Linked DNA regions of Homo sapiens: region 2 is linked to region 1. Evidence: chromatin contacts called from ENCODE Hi-C or POLR2A ChIA-PET data. All regions are on one chromosome and are shown on one strand. Each heading gives the region's core, a stretch centred on a gene start or an enhancer-like site at or near the end of the contact. The rest is flanking DNA. Distances are from core to core; before and after follow the strand shown.

The links. A loop is a pair of places that touch in the nucleus more often than their neighbours do. ChIA-PET counts read pairs that join two places held with the same protein, here RNA polymerase II (POLR2A). Pooled maps may share reads with other maps.
Region 2: a pooled map shows a loop between it and region 1 (2.0-fold over the local background). The contact joins the enhancer-like site here to the promoter of NQO2-AS1 in region 1. A Hi-C loop is called at or near these places in 1 of 50 pooled maps. POLR2A ChIA-PET finds 5 or more read pairs at or near these places in 3 of 52 experiments (Caco-2, HEK293 and WTC11).

What each region holds. Positions count from the first base shown.
Region 1 is chr6:2,998,425-3,002,424 of GRCh38, forward strand. It overlaps NQO2-AS1 (NQO2 antisense RNA 1), which reads right to left and starts at 1,251. Exons shown (of 2, transcript NR_186367.1): 1 at 967-1,251. It overlaps NQO2 (N-ribosyldihydronicotinamide:quinone dehydrogenase 2), which reads left to right and starts at 1,470. Exons shown (of 7, transcript NM_000904.6): 1 at 1,470-1,661. RefSeq lists a silencer at 1,219-1,468.
Region 2 is chr6:3,332,107-3,337,482 of GRCh38, forward strand. All of the region lies in intron 3 of SLC22A23 (solute carrier family 22 member 23), which reads right to left. Among named protein-coding and RNA genes, the nearest start is that of PSMG4, 76 kb to the left of the region's middle. Within about 2 kb of position 2,590, at least 7 of the 41 ENCODE cell types and tissues checked have a DNase peak (open chromatin) inside an H3K27ac peak, as active enhancers do.

The DNA.
Region 1 (4,000 bases), core at 1-2,500:
CTGCCACAAGGTGGTGATGTTGCATCACACACGCGCATGATGGGCGCGCAGGCGCCAATGCTCCCAGGACCTGCTGTTCCATTCCTAAATGAAAGTTGTTCCCAGGATCTGGACTCACAAGACAAGGCAGCCTATTCCCTGCTGGGGAGCTCAGGGGCAAGAGGGCATCTCGGAGGGAGGGCACATTCTCACCTCTGAAGACAAGGAGAACATCATCAGCACATAGACCAATCCCAGCAGTGCACCTTAGGATGGGGAGGGCCACTGTGAGTTACAGCAAAATGAACGAATGAATGAACCAATAAATGTCTGAGAGGGAAAGTCCCAACGACCCTCAGGAGGTACAATCAAGAGTTGCAGTTATTTTCGTTAGGAACGTTCTAAACACAGGGGAAACCTTCCTTCCTTCTGCTCTATTGTTGGAGTGGGGCCATCCCGGGACACCAGAAATCAAGGAATTGAGTTTGGAGAAGGGACTTGGGGAGGTCACAGTGGCAGGTGACTGCCAAATGAGGTGGCAGAAGCCAGCAAGCGCTGGAAAAAGTCGGCCCAAACTGTTCACCAGCACCGCCCCCCATAACTCCCCACCGGCTCTGGTTTCAAGACTTTCCGTTTTCTAGGTATTTCCTTGGCCTTAAACCATTTTCCTTTAAACGAACTTTTTCTGTGAAGCCATCCGGTTTCCCCCGATAGTGGCATCTCACAAAGGACAATCCAGTATCCCAACAGCGTGTTGCGTTCCGCGGGACGCAGATTTCCTTCACAGGCACCCCCCGGGTTGCGTTTTTATAGCCACACCCACCCGCCCCCCTATCTCCTGGGCACTGCTAATGAGTCCTGCATTTCTCTCCTTTGGTCTTTGGATAAATGAACCATCCGTGCGTGACCTTTGCGAGGGCATCTTGCATAATACCAGTACACCAGCGGCGCCGTCGGTGAGTGACCTTTGGGACTGGTTTCTCTCACCAGCGTAACTCCCCGGGAGATCCGAGCAAGCTGATGAGTGTATCAGTGGCTCATTCTTTCTGTTGCACCACGGACCCTCATTCTGTAACCGGGATACCAGCCAGAGATGGGGAGCGGGAGGCGCAGGGCAGGGGCGTCCCTCCTCTCAGCACAGCCTCCCCGCGCTGGATTTCTATCAATCCAGTTTCCACCTGCCTGGAAGTCAGCAGGGTCCTCCCCAGTCCCAGATCGCCGGGCGAGGCCCCAGATGGACCTCAGGGGCGGGGAGTGGGCGGAGCTTAGGGGCCGAGGCGAGGTGTGGGTGGGGCGGGACGCCGCTGTGGAGGCGGGGCCTGGGCGCGGACGGGCGCGGAGCGAGGCACCGCACCGCCGGGGCGGGGAGTGGGCGGGGCTCGGGGGCGGGGCGGGGTGTGGGCGGGGCTCACGGGCGGGGCGGGTGAGTGGGCGGGGCCTCGGCGTGGTAGGCGCGCTGCGTAAAGAGGCCTGCAGTCCCGCGGCGCGGGGCAGGTTCCGGGCTGCTTAGGTTGGCACCGGTCCGTGGTCCCCGGGGGCGCAGTCGCAGCGCTCCCGCCCTCCAGGCGTCAGCGAGTGCGCGGTCCAGTGCGGCCGGAACCTGGCGCAACTCCTAGAGCGGTCCTTGGGGAGACGCGGGTCCCAGTCCTGCGGCTCCTACTGGGGAGTGCGCTGGTCGGAAGGTGAGTGATCCCCTGTCGGGGACCGGGGGACTTGGGAAGGACAGTTCCCGGACTGGACGGCCAGAACGCTCTCAGGGATTTCAGCTGGCCGGCCATATGGCCCTGTGGGTCGTCGCGCCCGGGCCAGGGACCATTCTGTACATAGGATCGTGCTTGGCTCTCACGGAACGCGCCCACACGCAGGGTCCCGGTGTCGAATCGTCTGGTGGAATCTGCCCTCAACCCTATGGAGCGGGTGCTGGTATCATAGTCATATTACAAGTAGGAATCAGCGGGCCCAAGGTCAGTCTGTAAAGGGGGTACCGGGGTTTAGGCCCGTGCGCTGCCCAGCGCTGCCCTGAAGGCGCGGCTGAACCACTGGTTTGCGCTGCCTTTGTCAAGGACATTGTGGCACTGTGGAAAAAATGAAAAATCAGCTTCTCTAACCTATAATCTCTCTGGGAAAAAAAAAAATCAGCTTTTTTTTTTTTCCCCGAGACGGAGTCTCACTCTGTCGCCCAGGCTGGAGTGCAGTGGCACGATTTCGGCTCACTGCAACCTCCGCCTCCCGGGTTCAAGCAATTCTCCTGCCTCAGCCTCCCGAGTACCTGGGATTATAGGGGCGTGCCACCACGCCTGGCTAATTTTTTGTATGTTTAGTAGAGACGGGTTTCATGTTGGTCAGGCTGGTCTCAAACTCCTGACCTCGTGATCCGCCCGCCTGGGCCTCCCAAAGTGCTGGGATTGCAGGCGTGAGCCACTGCTCCCGGCCCTCTTTTTCTTTTTTCTTTTTTTTTTAGAAGAGTCTCACTCTGTTGCCCAGGCTGGAGTGCAGTGGGGCAATCTCAGCTCACTGCAACCTCTGCCTTCCAGGTTCAAGCGATTCTCCCCCCTCAGCCCCTTGAGTAGCTGGGATTACAGGCGCCTGCCACCATGCCCGGCTAATTTTTGTATTTTTAGTACAGGTGGGAGTTTCACCATATTGGCCAGGCTGGTCTTGAACTCATTCTTCTTCCTTTCTTTTTCTTTTTTTTTTTTTTTTGAGATGGAGTTTCACTCTTATTGCCCAAGCTGGAGTGCAATGGCACAATCTCAGCTCACTGCAACCTCTGCCTCCCGGGTTCAAGCTATTCTCCTGCCTCAGTCTCCCGAGTAGCTGGGATTACAGGTGCGTGCCACTACACCCAGCTAATTTTTGGTATTTTTAGTAGAAATGGAGTTTCACCATATTAGTCAGGCTGGTCTCAAACTCCTGACCTCAGGTGATCCGCCTGCCTCGGCCTCCCAGAGTGCTGGGATTAATGAACCACTGCGCCCGGCCAAAAATCAGCTTCTTTAACCTTTAATCTCTGAAAAAATAAATCAGTTTAACCTTTAATCTCCGAAGATCACAGCCAAAGAAATACATGAAAAGGAACAAGTATTAAATAATATATACTTCTAGCTGTGCTGTTTATAGTTTTGGGAAAAAAATGGAAATAACCTAAGGTCCCAGAAATAGGAAAATGGGCACAAAAGGGTATGCAGGCAATGGTTTAGCTGCCGCATGAATACACACTGAATACACTGTGAGATGTTGTCTGTTAGAATGCCCAGCACGGGGACTGTCCACATGGAAAGAGGCACAGGAAAAAAAGTGAAAACATTATAAAATAACTTCTTAAAATTAAATAATGTACACGTCAAAAATATCAGAGCCCACTTGACCTGGTATATACAGTTTAATAACCACATGGCTCTTTTTTCCTGTAGGCCTGGGTAGGTGCATAGTTTCTAAAAAGGGAGAGAACTGTCACTGCTGTGGATGGGGTGCCAAGGGAAGTGCCTGGGGTCAAGTGAACAGTGACACAACTGCAAGTCAAGAGCCTGTGTTGGAGTCTTTCCCCACTATTTCAAATAGTATAGAAAATAGAGCTGAGTCACTCAAATAGAGCTGAGTTAGTCACTCAGCTCTTGGACCTCAGATTCTTATTCTTAACCGCTAGGGGGATGGAGACAGAAGTCACAAACTCACATGCCACCAGCCATATGATGTAAACATGTAAACTGGGCCAAGGAATACAAAAGGGAGTGGTGAGCTGGGGACACTGAAGAATGGATGCCCTGTCTAGAGGAGTGAAAATGAAGCATTTCATACAAACAACATGATTTCGGGCAATCACTTTGGGAATCAGGATAAGGTGTTCCCCCAGTCTGCAGAAACACTGGCAACATTTACAAAGGTAAATCATTTCATATCACTCTATTTTCTTTTTCTTTTTTGAGACAGAGTCTTGCTCTGTTGCCCAGGCTGGAGTGCAATGGCACAATCTTGACTCACTGCAACCTCCACCTCCCAGGTTCAAGTGATTCTCCTGCCT
Region 2 (5,376 bases), core at 1,340-3,839, 340 kb after region 1:
GGCATGTGGCCAAACAGCCGAGCCCTAAATTACTTCAAGCTCTGTCCCATAACAGCATGCTCTCAGTTCCCCAGCTGTCGGAGGGCAGGGAAGATGATCTGACTTTTATTTCTCATCATCAGTGTCATCATCAATTGTCATTATTTTATGAGCTTGGCAAGCAATCAGGGAATCAGGGGCTGGGCGTATGGTAAACAGAATAGATCTCAATACCAGTTCACAGCATCACTACTGTGTGACATCTAGTAATAGTAAATATATTTTACTCTTTGGCATAATACTTCTAAATAGAGAAGAATTATTAGCAACTTAGTCTTTCCAAGTAAGTCTTCTTTTCTCTTCTTCTCTCATTTTCCCATCTTCTCTTGCATCTGGATTTAAAAACACTTTTCTTTTGAATGTTCATATATTCACAAAGAAGAGAGAATCATGTCATGAATATTTTGGATATGTTGCCCTTTTGGTTCTTCTGCCTCTTTCCCTCTCTTCTCTGTAATATTTTAAATCAGATTCCTGAAATCATGTCATTCTACTTTTAAATACAAATATGTCTCTCCTAAAAAAGACATTTTCACATCTAACAAAATTAACAATAATTCTTTAATATTATTCAATATCTAGTCTGTGTCCAACCTACTCAATTACTTCAAAAAAGTCTCTTTATAGTTTTTTTTTTAAATCAGGATCCAAACAAGATCCACATATTACATATCTTAATTCTCCTTCAGTCTAGAGCAGACTTCCCCCGACCCTCTTTCCCCATGGAACTTGAAGAAACCGCTGGTTTTATGTGACTGTCCCGTGATGTCGTTCACATGTTCCTTCATGCCCTGGTTTAATCTCTAAACTGGAAGCTCCACCTAATGTCTGGTGAGACCCAGGTTCAGGTTTTTGGAAGAGCGTATCGCAGCTGGTGCCTGTGCGTCACGGTGCTGCCCCGCAGGAGGTCACCTACTGGGAATGACGCTACCACTGACCCATGGAGCAAAGCGGCGGCGCCTCAGCCTCCCATCCTAGAGTTGTTCACCAACATTTTCCCTAAAGGTTTTGTAGGGAGTGCAAAATGGTGATCTGATTTTCTAATTCCATCCTTCACTGTATACTGTTTTCACCTTGAATTACTTTGGAAGGAAGAACTTGTATTCAGCAACAAGGGCCAGCTCTTTGCCCTGAAATACGGTCAGTTCAGAAGAGGCAGCATCATAAAATCACAATCACTCTGGGTGATAGCTAATTTCACACCACACGTGCCCCTCCAAGGGCTCCTGTTCCACTCAGAGTGAAAGCAAAGTCTTTCACAGTGACCCATGTGATTTCCACCCCTCCCGCATCCCTCAGACCACATCACCTGCCCCTCCCCGCCCCATCGCTCCACTTCAGCCACACTGGCCTCCCTGCTGCTCCTCTAACCCAGCAAGCACACCCCCCTTCTGGGCTGTGCACTCCCCGTCTGTCCTCCCCAGGGAGTTGCATATCTCCCTCCTCCTTTTCTCAGGTCTCTAAGAGCCATCTTGCCCAGAAGCTTTGCCCTGACCATGCTATATAAAATAGTAATCCCTGCCCTCTTGCTTCCCCATGTTGCGACCACACAGAGGAGAGTGCCTCCCCGACAGTGGTTTGCAAGTGTGGCCCCAGACCTGCAGCAGCAGCCTCACCTGGGGCCACCACCTCAGAAACACAGAGTCGGGGCCCTTCTCAGTCCTACTGTATCAGAAACTGAGGCTGGGAACAGCAATCTGTGTCAACAAGCTGTGCAGTAATTCTGATGCTGGCTCCAGCTGAAGAACCACTGCAGTATACTTTGCAAATATTAGCCACTGAATCCTCCTCATAAGCGGATGAGGTTGGGAATGGTGATGCTGCTGCTTCAGGGAACACCCTTTGAAAAGCAGTGTTCTGAACACTGAAGAGTTTTATACATCTCAGCCCTGAGATCCTATAATTAATTTTTCCATTGTAGCATTAGCATATTAAAAATAAAACAAAGCTAAGCTGCTTTAGAGTTTATAACACCTATTGGCCTACTGGCCTTGGGGTAACTGGATGTTGGCTGTTTTTATTTTTTTATTTTTGAGATGGAGTTTCACTCTTGTTGTCCAGGCTGGAGTGCAATGGCACAATCTTGGCTCATTGCAACCTCCACTTACTGGGTTCAAGCTATTCTTCCGCCTCAGCTTCTTGAGTAGCTAGGATTACAGGCACCTTCCATCGTGCCTGCTAATTTTTGTATTTTTAGTAGAGATGGGGTTTCACCATGTTGGCCAGGCTGGTCTTGAACTCCTGACCTCAGGCGATTCACCCGCCTCGGCCTCCCAAAGTGCTGGGATCACAGGCATGAGCCACTGCGCCCAGCGTAGATGTTGGCTTTTTAACCAACAGCAGGCATGTGACTTTTTTTTTTTTCAATGAAAAAAAAGAGTTCTTCCAACACCCAAAGGGCAAGGCAGGCAGAAGCACAAGAAACCTGAAGTTGCAAAGAAATTCAAAATTTCTCAGCCTATTTCAGATAAAAGGAAACTCAGAGAACACCCACCACGGTTGGCAGAGTCAAATGCTAGGCAGATAAGGAACGTGTGAAGCCCGCCGGGTGCTAGGGGCGGAGCCTGTGGCACATCGCCCGGTGCTTGCCCAGTTTAAAGGCCTTTAAATTCAATTAGAAAACAAAACACTGTCTAGGTCACACAGAACATGAGCAGGGTCAGGGACTGACTGCACACTGCCAGTCTGCAGCTGCTGATCCTTGTCCAACCTGCTTATTTTATTCAAGGGGAAAATAAGGTCACAGAGTTAGTTGGTAGCAAAAGCAAATTGTGATTTCCACACCAGGGGCTCTCCGGGCCTCTCACCATATTGCCTTTGGAGAATACAAGTCCCTAGGATTACTTTTGGGTTTTTGTAAAAATGGAGATTACAATAAAAAGAAAAGTTGAGGCTGATAGAACGTACAGCAGTTAAAATCAGCTTCCTCCTCCTCTACCAAATCAGAAAATCCTTTCGTGTTCTAGTCAACATAATGGCACCAGCTAATGAAACAAAGGGTCAGATCAGGCCATCAACTGGAAAGGGGTTTTCAAGAAACAGGTCTGTGATTGAGGAAAATACTAGCAGGTGGGAGCAGTAAGAGGTCTTCCTCTAAACCCAAGCAAAACGGTGCATTCTCAGCAGCGGCGGAGGCTCCGAGGCCTTCTAACACCCCATGCCATCTTGCTCTGGTGCCATCTTGTTCTTGGGCCATCTTGTTTTTGACAGAGCTTGTCTCACACAGTGTCTGCCTTTGAATTTCCTGCCCACGTGGACAGGGCCATGAGGACTCTAACACTACAGAATGCTAGTTCTCAGCCAAGTCCTGCACAGGGAATTTAGTGACAGCATCCTCCCTGAGTCTCAGCCATCTCTGGGGTGAATTCCTCTCGCCCCATGTATCAGGTGGGGACAAGGCCTCAGTGAGCAGGGCTCTCACATACCCCACAGGTGACTCGACAGGTCACACTGCGTGTATCACATGCATGCCCTGCTGCATGCACAGCTTGGACTGGCAAATAGATGCTAAGCTGGGGGCTCTTCTTTCCTGGGGGCTCCATCTCTCCCTCCAGTTCTATAGATTGGTGCCATTATTTTTAATGGCAAAAACCGTAATTACTTTTGCACCAACCTAATAAGATATCTGAGTTTATAAATGAGCTGACTGAAATCTGGACTCAGGCCAGGTGTGGTGGCTCACGCCTGTAATTCTAGCACTTTGGGAGGCCGAGGCGGGCGGATCAAGAGGTTAGGAGATCGAGGCCATCCTGGCTAATACGGTGAAATCCCGTCTCTACTAAAAATACAAAAAATTAGCCGGGCGCGGTGGCGGGCGCCTGTAGTCCCAGTTACTCGGGAGGCTGAGGCAGGAGAATGGCGTGAACCCAGGAGGTGGAGCTTGCAGTGAGCCGAGATGGCGCCACTGCTCTCCGGCCTGGGCGAAAGAGCGAGACTCCATCTCAAAAAAAAAAAAAGAGAGAAATCTGGACTCTTCTCCTAGGAGTGCCTGCTGGAAGTTGTAGAAAATGCACACACACAGATTTGCACCTCACCTAACTCAGCAGTTAAGCAAATGTTTCCCAAGAAGGTGGGAGGCTGCGAGTCAGAATGTGTGTGTGATCATCCACTTGGGTGGCGGGAAGGAGGAGACAGCACCTCCATGCCACGCCCACATTGTTCTCACCTGGACTGCCATAGTCGCCTGTGACCAGGGCTTTTGCTACCAAAGAGTTCTTCCCTTTAATCCATCTGACATCCTGCTGGCAGGTTACTGCCCCTAAAGCCCAGCTCTGTTCTATTTCAATACTGCTAAAAATGCTACGTCAGTCCAAATTCTGAGCCCACCAACCATGGTCCTCCATGATTTCGTCCCAGGCCTATTCCCCTTCTCACAGGCTGCTCTTCTCACATAACTCAATGTTCCTGGCAAGCCAGGTGGCTGCAAGCCCTACACTGCCACAGCAGCGAGCTCCTTGAAAAGGAAAACCACTCTGTCACCTGTGTCCTTCCTAACGTCTAGCATTGTATTCAGCACTTACCAGAGGCTCAACACGCCCTGAATCAGACCACAGAAATCAGACCACAGAAATCAGGCACAACTTCCATGTGGAAATTTATTACCCAATGTGTTCAGCTAAGAAATTGAGTAAATTAAGAAATAACTGTAGTAGGCTTTTTTTTTTTTTTTTTGACAAGGTCTCCCTCTTTTACCTAGGCTGGAGTGCACTGGTGTGATCACAGTTCACTGCAGCCTTGACCTCCTGGGCTCCAGTGGTCCTCCCACTTCAGCCTCCCACTTCAGCGTCCCTATAGCTGAGACTACAGGCACATGCCACCATGCCTGGCTGATTTTTAAAATTTATAGTAGACAAGGTCTTGCTACATTGCCCAGGCTGGTCTTGAACTCCTGAGCTCAAACAATCTTCCTACCTCAGCCTCCCAAAGTGCTGGAATTACAGGTGTGAGCCACCACTCCTGGCAGACTAGCTTTATTAAGCATATTTACACAAGGGCATGAGCATCCGTCATGAATGTAGCCTCTGAGGGCTCTGCGCTAAACACAAATGCAGAGTTCCTCAGGGCTGCTTCAACCACAGGAGAGCCAGGAGGCCTGTTTGTTGGAGCAAATCGCCAGCCCACCCCACACAGTTGCACTCAGTGACTATGTGTGCCTAAGGCGGAGGTGCCATTTACAGAGCTGCCAGTGGTGCTGCTGGGGAGAGTGGTGAGTATTCAGGGAGGCCTTGTAGGTGCCAGGTACTGGGCACAGTGCCTTTTATCATCTGCACAACAAGCTCTGTGTTAAGTGTTACAATTCCCTTTTTTTTTTTTTTTTTAAATCCTGCCTTGTCCTGC